2 separate regions of the Homo sapiens genome follow, and region 1 is linked to region 2. The links are chromatin contacts, found by Hi-C in ENCODE. All regions are on one chromosome and are shown on one strand. Each heading gives the region's core, a stretch centred on a gene start or an enhancer-like site at or near the end of the contact. The rest is flanking DNA. Distances are from core to core; before and after follow the strand shown. Region 1 has its middle 4.7 kb from the start of ADGRF1. Region 2 holds the start of RCAN2 (regulator of calcineurin 2).

The links. A loop is a pair of places that touch in the nucleus more often than their neighbours do. Pooled maps may share reads with other maps.
Region 1: a loop to region 2 is called in a map of endothelial cell of umbilical vein, with 4 times the contacts of the local background. The contact joins the enhancer-like site here to the promoter of RCAN2 in region 2. A Hi-C loop is called at or near these places in 1 of 168 maps with a recorded cell type or tissue (endothelial cell of umbilical vein) and 5 of 50 pooled maps.

Annotation. Positions count from the first base shown.
Region 1 is chr6:47,044,956-47,049,194 of GRCh38, forward strand. No RefSeq gene overlaps it. Among named protein-coding and RNA genes, the nearest start is that of ADGRF1, 4.7 kb to the left of the region's middle. RefSeq lists an enhancer at 1-489. Within about 2 kb of position 2,761, at least 9 of the 41 ENCODE cell types and tissues checked have a DNase peak (open chromatin) inside an H3K27ac peak, as active enhancers do; they include endothelial cell of umbilical vein, where a contact is called at or near this core.
Region 2 is chr6:46,488,757-46,493,494 of GRCh38, forward strand. It overlaps RCAN2 (regulator of calcineurin 2), which reads right to left and starts at 2,693. Exons shown (of 5, transcript NM_001251974.2): 1 at 2,417-2,693. RCAN2-DT (RCAN2 divergent transcript) reads left to right here and starts at 3,296. Exons shown (of 3, transcript NR_125837.1): 1 at 3,296-3,371. RefSeq lists silencers at 2,656-2,745, 3,256-3,315.

The DNA of each region.
Region 1 (4,239 bases), core at 1,511-4,010, 560 kb after region 2:
TCAAGCCTTCTAACTTCATCTGTTGGTGTTGGTTTAGTGAAGAGTCTGGTTGCTTGGTTTCCAAGCAAAAGAGCAGGGTCCCACAAATAAACAGCAATAAGCCTGAGTCCTGGGAGAAAGAAAATGCAAACAGAATCATGTTATTGAAACTAGTTATCTAAATTCATATGTCAACAAACTGTCCCTGAGTGAGTACTCGGTGTGAAACAATATCTAAATTAGACAGATCAGCAGGTGAACCAGAAAAGGACAGGAACCCAATTACAGAAGGACCCTGATGCCCATGTCCATACATCAGAAGTGCTGGACATTCTTTGAGTTTGGTCATAAAGAAGTTTTACCCCAGGGGCTGCAAACACAAACGGCAGACTTGAGTGATGTGATGATGCAGGAGTGTGAAAGACCCTGGACTGTTTCAGGTGGTTTTATTCCATAGTTGCAAAATGTTTGAAAGCACTATATATATGTATATGTATATATTGCAAGTATAATTTTTTTAACTGAAAGGAGGAGTAAAAAAGAGAAGAGTTGAGTATAAACTGTAAATTTCAGCGAGACGATTCTTCTGACTACTATGATAAAAGTCTTATCAAAGCTGATACAGGCTCTTCATACTCGGAACAAGGGCTTAAGATAAGGAGAGGTGGGTTTGAAATTATGAAGCTACCTAAGGACAAGCATTGGACACTGTGACTTATGAGAAATTGCTTTTATCAGAGGGGTAGGGTAGCATTGTGTTATAATTGAGACCTGGACAGCTAATTAGAGGAAGAGAAGAACTACCAAGCACTTAGTATCAGCCAACATTTTGTTGTTGTTGTTGAGACAGGGTCTCACTCTGTCGCCCAGGCTGGAATGCAGTGGCATTATCTCATCTCGCTGCAACCTCTGCTTCCCGGGCTCAAGCGATTCTCCAGCCTCAGTCTCCCAAGCAGTTTGGACCACAGGCGTGAGCCACCAATGTTAATTTTTGTATTTTTTGTAGAGGCGGGGTTTTGCCATGTTGTCCAGGCTGGTATTGAACTCCTGAGCTCAAAGCGATCCTCCTGCTTCAGCCTCCCAAAGTGTTGTAATTACAGGTGTAAGTCACAGTTCCTGGCTTAGCAAACTTTTTTTTAAATTTTTTGTTTTTAATTTGTATGGGCACATAGTAGGTATAAGTTTTTATGGGGTACATGAGATATTTTGATACAGGCATACAATGTGTAATCATCACCTCAAACCTTTGCGGTTATGCAGCATCATTTCTTTGTGTTACAAACATTCCAATTATACACTTTAAGGTATTTTTAAATGTTTAGTAAATTGTTATTGAATATAGTCACCCCATTGTGCTATCAAACACTAGATCTTATTTATTCTACCTAATGATATTTTTGTACCCATTAACCATCCCCACTCCCCCACTGCCCACTACTCTTCCCAGCCTCTGGAAATCATCATTCTTTTCTCTACTTCCATCAGTTTAATTGTTTTAGTTTTAGCTCCCACAAATCAGTGAGAACATGTGAAGTTTGTCTTTCTTTACCTGGCATATTTCACTAAATGTCCTCCAGCTCCATCCACGTTGTTGCAAATGACAAGATCTCATTCTTTTTTTTGTTGTTGGTTTCTTTCTTTTTTTTTTTTTGTGGTGGATCAGCCAACATTTACGGAGTACTTCCTATGTGCCAAGTACTGTTGTGATCATTTTTCATGTGTTTTTATACGTTCTGCAACCCTATTTTATAGACAATGGAGTGAAGGCATCGAGCAGTTAAGTGAATGGTGAGCCAGAAAATCAACACAACCTGACTTCAAAGTCTGTTCTGTCACACTATTCTCTACTGCTTCCTAAAGACAGATGAAAAATACAAATAGAAGTGTCTGACCCTTGCTAAATATCCAAAGAAAAAGCAAAGGCAAACCAGGTACTAATGAGATAGAACATTCTTATCATCTGAACCTTCCATAATAAATTGGAGAGCCATCAAAATCCTATAGAGTCCACACTTCATTTTATTCAAGAAGTAAGCTTCAAGTGTCACTAAATTCAAGGTCCTGTGTAAATCTGGCAGTTGGTCAAGACGGTATCTGTGGCCTTTAATCAGTTCAGAATGTACAGTATTGATACAGAATTATTATTCTCTGTACAGAATGTACACAGATAACACTGAGAAGAGAAAGCTATAACCTATAAAATAAGTGATAATCCTTTTTCCCCTTCACTCCGTCTGTGTTTAAAATAAGAGTTATACAGCACCAAGAAGCCCACCTCTCCAAGCTCAAAAGATCCTCGTGAGGCCATAGGAAAGGTACAGCTGCAGGCACCAGAACACACCCCCTGCAATCACAGGAGGTGCAGGAATTCTACAGGGTCGGGACAGCCTCAATAGAGAATCTGCTATATCTTACAAGAATCCTCCTTTTTACCATGCAGATTCTAGAGTTCCAGACCCTTTACAGTAAGATGCATTTCTCCACCAGCCTATAGCATCAGAGAAAAATAACACAAGCAAGGCTTCTGGAGAACACTCATGAGTCTGCTGGATTAGAGGCTCACACCCAACAGACTCAGAGTGCAAAGGGTCCTTCCTGTGGATGAGAAGCTCTTCTAGAACAAAATTAAGCTGCTTCCGTCCCTGGGCACTTTTGCTCTGGTGTCATGGCCGTGCTCAACTTCCTCATGAGGACAAACATCTGAAGATGTGACCTGAGATTAGGACATTCTTTTTCACTTACGTATTGTTTCAGCAAACCCCACATTGACTCCAGCACTTCCAAATGTCCTTTAGGCAAAGAGAGACATCTAGTGGCCAAGATTCACAACGTTGTAGCGGCCACCTGTTTACAAAATCACTATGCGGTACAATCACTTAATTTACCATGAAGGTGACTGAGGGACTTAATGGAGGAGGCAGGAGAAGGAGCAGTCCAAACCAGGTAACCTCTGTGACCTGAGTTGCCTTGTCCAGTTTTTCAGGACATAGATTCTGCTTGGAGCAGAGTTCATTCATTCATCTATTTATTCATTTGACAAGCATTTATACTGTCTACTAGGTACAAGACACTGTGTTAAGCCTCAGGACTTCAAAATCTATAAATACACTCTTCAAGCATCTATAATGGAGAAGGTAGGCCAGCAACAATCAGTTAAAATATGTTACGATAGGGGCTGAACACACTGTGCCACAGAAGGCTGTAGGAGAGGCACTTACATGAATCTTTGAGGATAAGAAAAAGCGTTTAAAACACAGGTCTCAAACTGGCACCCTGTGGGCCCCATCTGGCCAGCAGATGTGTTTTGTTTGGACCATGCTTTGTTTTTCTAACTCTGAATTAGTTGCCGACATTTAAACATCAGGGGATTTCACATAAAAATCCAAATTTCAGCTTCTTTTGGAAAATAAGAAGATCTGAAAACATTGGTTTGTATTCCTGCAGGGTCACATTCAATTGGAGCTGCTTTCTTAATGTTTTTACATAACAGTCAATAATGTCTCTGCATAACAGCTTCTTTTAATAAAATGTTGGTAAATTTTACATGAACAAGGTAGAAAACTCAAAATTACAAAAGCATATTCAGTAAACTACCCTTGTTCCACAACTAACCAATCTTCACCTACAAAAGCGCCCACTTTACCAGTTAGAAATTGTATAAATGCATATCCTTCTCTCACAGTTTACACCAAAGTTAATATTACCTGGATTTAAAATATAAACACAAAATATGAAACTTTAAAGACAGTAGAAGAAAACAGTTGTTGCTGATACATTCTTTAAATAATGTGTTGGTTTAATGGCAAAGGTATTCCTAAAGTAAGAACAAAACCTAGATGTCACAAAAAGAAAAAAATGGTATTTTTTTGGTGTCTTCACATAAAAAGGAGAAAAGATTCTGCAAGGTCAGCAATACAATAAACAGCATCCAAATAGAAATAATGATCTGGAAAAAAAGAAGCTATTTTCAATTTATTTAATAAATTTTTCCTAATATGCAAATAGTTCTTTGGAATCAATGAAAAAAGACAATCAACCAGATAAATAGACAAAAGGATATAAATAAATCCACCAAAAAAGCATACAAATAGTTCTAAAGTCTATGAAAAGCAAGGAAACATCTAGGATAACTTGAAAAATGAAGACTAAAGCAATGATGGGATATTATTTTTACCTCTCAGGTAAAAGATCAAAAGCGTTAATGACAACATTGTTGCAGGTAGGAGGAAATAGGCAGTGTCATATATAACTAGCGGGAAT
Region 2 (4,738 bases), core at 1,443-3,942:
CATACCACCATCCACTTGGTGACCAATGCTACCGATCCTCCCCCTGAAATGGCTCTGTATAGATCTCTTCTCTTTCCTCCAGGCCATCTGGTTCAGGCACATTTCATAAGTTTTCTGGTTTTTGTTTTGTTTTGGTCTGTGCCACTCCAATGGTCTAAAGTCTCCTCATTCCTTTTTGCAACCCCACCTCCTCACACCTCCACAGTCACTTTTGCAAAATGTAAGTTAGATGAAATCATTCCTACCATTAAGGGCCACATGGTTTCTCCTCCTTAGCAGGGTATATTCACAATCCAGCTTCAGTGAAACCTTTCTAAACATTCCTGTCTTCCCTCAGAACATGTAGGTGTCCTCTGAATGTGACCTTTCTGCCATGTGTGTATGCTGTTCCTTCAGTGTGGAATACCCAGCCCCTTCTCTAGACAACTCCTACCACCTATTGGGATCCAGACCAAATGTAAACTCTTCTTTAAACTCTTCCAGATTCCCTCCACTCTTTCTTCTGTTGGCTCCCATTAAACTTGTTTCTGTCTTCATTAAACACTCATGATGTTGAATCATTACCATTTATTTTCTTCTCCTTTTCTGCTAAATTGATTTCTGGGAGGCATGGGCCTCATTCTTTTAGCCTCTGGCACAGGACCTACAAAGCACACAGGAGGTGCTCAACAAATAATTATTGAATTGATCGAGTGGATGCTACAGAACGTAAAATAGGAAAATGAGACCTCGGTGATTGTCAATGTTAGTCTCAATAAAAAGAATTTGTGATATGTATGACTGTCTGCAAATGATTACACAAGTGGTTTTTAACACCGTGATGTGCACTTACAAATGAGAAAGCTCTCGAGTTCCCACTTCTGTCTGTTACACGTTCATCACTGGAGAAAGAGTCATGCCCTCCCAAATTTAGGTGAGTTCTGGAGGACCTGCACACACTAAGCATTTTGAGAGCTCTCAGAATCATGTAGCTTTAGATGAGAACACTTTTCCCTCACAAAATTCTATGGACTGGACTCAGGTAGTAGATGCTCAGTAAATGCTGATTTGATTTGCAGTGGATTTGAATGCAAAGTGCAACTCACATTTTAGACTAATTGAACTCAATGGCTGATCATACTTAATATAATAGCTCTAAGGCTAAAGAAAATCAATGACTACACTGAAAAGCAGCCAAATGCTCACTCTCCTGCCTAGTTGACAGTCAATGCTGACCTGCCTCTTGATCCTTTCCAGCTTTTGGGTATTTCCAACTTCACTGTGCCCCCAGAATGCAGAGGCCGGTTAGCAAGTGTTGCGTGGTACCTTGTGGTACATTTGTTCTTCGTTTTGAAGTGATGTAATAAAGGATAACAAAGGTGTGAAACTTGAGTTGCACTGTTAAAGTTGTCCTACATTTCCTAAAGCCTCCCCTCTGCATGATAAGTTGAGTGAAATTCTGGCTGAAGGGAGAGAGAAGTGTGAGCTGGAATGCTGTGACATCCCTTCATCTCCAATTGTGGAAAACTGTGGGAATGCATATTAAAGGAACCCCAGAAACTTTTGTTTTTACTAAACTGAGACTTAAAAAAACTTCATTTGGCAGTTGAACACCTCTATCCCATTGTAAGAAACAGGAAAGATTCAAAGCATGCATTCTGCTATAATTCATTTTGGGATAAGAAATAGGCAGAAGTACCTCGAAGAATAAATCATTAACTAAAAGGCAAACCGAGGCACCCTGGAAACCAGCGAGACCTGGAGGCGGCCGAGGGATCAGGCGGCTGGGATTTGCCTGTTCCCTCTGGTGACTTCTGGAGCGAAGCATCCCACAGGCAGGACGAACCCGGCACACTGCGCTCCGCTCCATTTCACTTTTCAAACTTGAAGTTATTTTTAGATGACCCAAGGCCGCTAATCCCAAGCAGGACAATTCTCAGCCCGCTGCACCTCAGTGCACCTACCCCCTCCCCAGCCTCTGCATTGGGAAGAAGGGATCTCTCGATCTTCTTTGCTCTCTGCATCCAGTTAGTCTCTTCTAGACCCTCTCTAAGCCTCAGTCCCGGGGATCACAGGCGTCATCCTCGCTCCTTCACTTATGCACCTGCTGCTGCTTCCAGGAAGGCAAACCCCCGGGCCACGGGCAGTGGGGAAGGGGCTCCTTTGGACCCGCGCCCCCTAGAGGGGGGTCGCGGGAGATCTCCGTCCCCACGGCCGCAGCCGGGACTGACCACAGATCTGGAGACAAACCCCACCCCCGCCACTGCCCCCACCCCCGCCACCGCCCCCGCCCCCGCCCCCGCCCCCGCCCTGCACCCAGACCCGGCCCGGAGACCAGATCCCCGCCGCGGACCCCCGGCACGACCCCGGGGCTGCTGTCAGCCCCGGCGGGACGGGGTGCCTGGGCGAGCCTGGCCGGCGCGGTTACATAACCGACCTGCTGGGCGTCCGCGATGCGCCGGCGGAGGCGGAGGCGGAGGCGGCGGCTGGGGCGTCTACGGGGGCCAGCTGCTAGCGCGCGGCGCTGCCTGCTCACCTGCCCGCCGGTGCGAGCGCGTGGGGGCGGCGCGGTGCCCGCGGGCCTTTGCGTGGGGCCGTACGCGGCGCGGCGCGCCCCGCCTCCCTCTCTCTGCCGCCGTGGGTCAGTGGGATTCTGCCTGCTGCCCGCTCCTCCCCGCAACCTCCGCCGCCGTCACCCGGGACAAAGCGGCTCCAGGGAGGGGCTGAGCCGGCGGCTCTCGCAGGAGCCGGCGGAGATGGGCGCGTCCCCAGCTCCGACTCATCGGGCCAACCTCCAATCAGACCCAGGGAAACCGAAAGCCCCTGTCTGGCCTCTTCTCATCTCCTCCCTCCTGACCCGGCGCCCTCCCCAGTCCCCTACCCACCGCACCTCCGGGGCTCTCACCCTGCCCTCAGCCCCGCACCCCCTCCTTTCCACTTCAGGTGCCCGGGAGGGCGCAGGAGCCTCCGGGCACCTGGCGTGGGAGCCTGGCTGCAGGAGTCCCGGCCTCAGCGGGAAGAGGCTCCTCGGGGTCCCATACTAAGCTGAGGGTGAGGGGGCAGCGACAGCCCAGAAGAAATGGTCAGAGAAGCAAACTGTGGTGGGGGAGTACTGGGAGAAAGACTCTTCTTACCAGATGTCTGAGCCCCCCGACTCTGGCTAACTGAGGAAATGTCGGGGAGCCCCTGGATGGTCCTCCCGGGCTTCTGCGCTTGGTGGGCGCTGGCGCCCTCTGGCTGGAGCCCTGCGCCCGGCCCAGCCCAGGCCGCTGAGGGTGCCCTGCGCGGGCTTCACAGCTTTGCCAGGATTTGCAGCCATCAGACCTGAGGACAGAAGGGTTCGGGCTGCAAGGAATCCTATTGTGTGAGAGCCATGACACAGTGAGTGGGAGGTTGGTATCCTACAGCAAACGGGACTGAAGGTGAATCGCAATCTAGGGTAGATCTGTTGCTCAACAAAGTTAACCCCAGTAGAAGTCTCTGCTTTACGGAATAAAGCAACTCAAATGGGTAAGGAAGCCTGTGGCTTACGGGTGGCACAGATAGGAACAGGACTGAGTCTCATGGCAAGAGAATGTGAATTATGCAAAAGATCATAGGAGAGTGCGGGAAATTAAAGGAAGGAGGTGTGCAGACCAATCTGAGGGAGGGAGTGAATAACATTTAAATCAGGTTTGTGTTCTGTCATCTTTCGAATTGCTGCATAAATAAGCCGTTTTCTTTTTGCTTTTTATGCCTTTTGATTTTCTGATAACAATATTACGATTGCACTGAAGCAGTCCATTCACAATCATTCTTCACTTACCCACACTACGTTGTTTTTTTCCAAAGTTGACATACAATCACGTTTTGTTTGTTTTCAACAAAAAAAGGTAGACGAGACGTTGGCTCTTCTCTCTGATTAATCTGCATTAACATAAACACAATTTCAGAATTGAAAATGACCTTAGGCTTCCCCTCGTTCAGCCTTCCCCTGGATGCATAAATCTGTAATTAGTCGTTGATTTAGATAATTGCCATTTGGGTTAGAATTGTCTGAAAGGGCATTCTTAAGTTGAGCAAAAACTTGCCTCCCTTTAATCATTAGTTCTCCCTTACTTTTTGAAGCCAAAGAAACCAAGTCAAATTCCTCTTCTAACTATCTTTAAAATATGTAAAAATAGCTAGCATGTCTAATGCACTCCAGGATCCCCTTTCTTTCCAAGTAAAGCATCCCCAACCCTTTAAACAAAATCTCACTTATTATTAGTGAGTACTTCCTAGAATCTTCGTCAAACTGATGACTTTCATCTTAACAGGGACTATTTATTATTTTGTGAATATACATTTACAAATAAAATTTTCAGCTTATAGAAGCAATATATTCATTGCAGAAATTTTGAAAAGTTGGAAAAACACAGGATTTAATCTGAGAACTAAATGAGGTAATACATGTAAAACACCTAAGCACAGTGCCTGGCACACAGTGATACTCAATATATGTTAGCTGTTACCAAAATCAACATAGCCATTTTCCTAACACCAAATATAGATATTGTTACTTTTCTAGATGCTGTTTCTGAGTTCTCATAGCCACATATTCCTCCTTCTACTGCTAAGAGAAATTCTGTGTTTGTCAGTTTGTGTGAAGAAGGAAGCATAATAAATGAGGAAAAAAATGAAAAGTGACAAACAGCCTCATGTTGTTTACCTTGAGAAGAACAAAATGTTACTAGCAAAACAAATGTTAATGGCAAGAAGAAAATACAGAGAGAAAAAG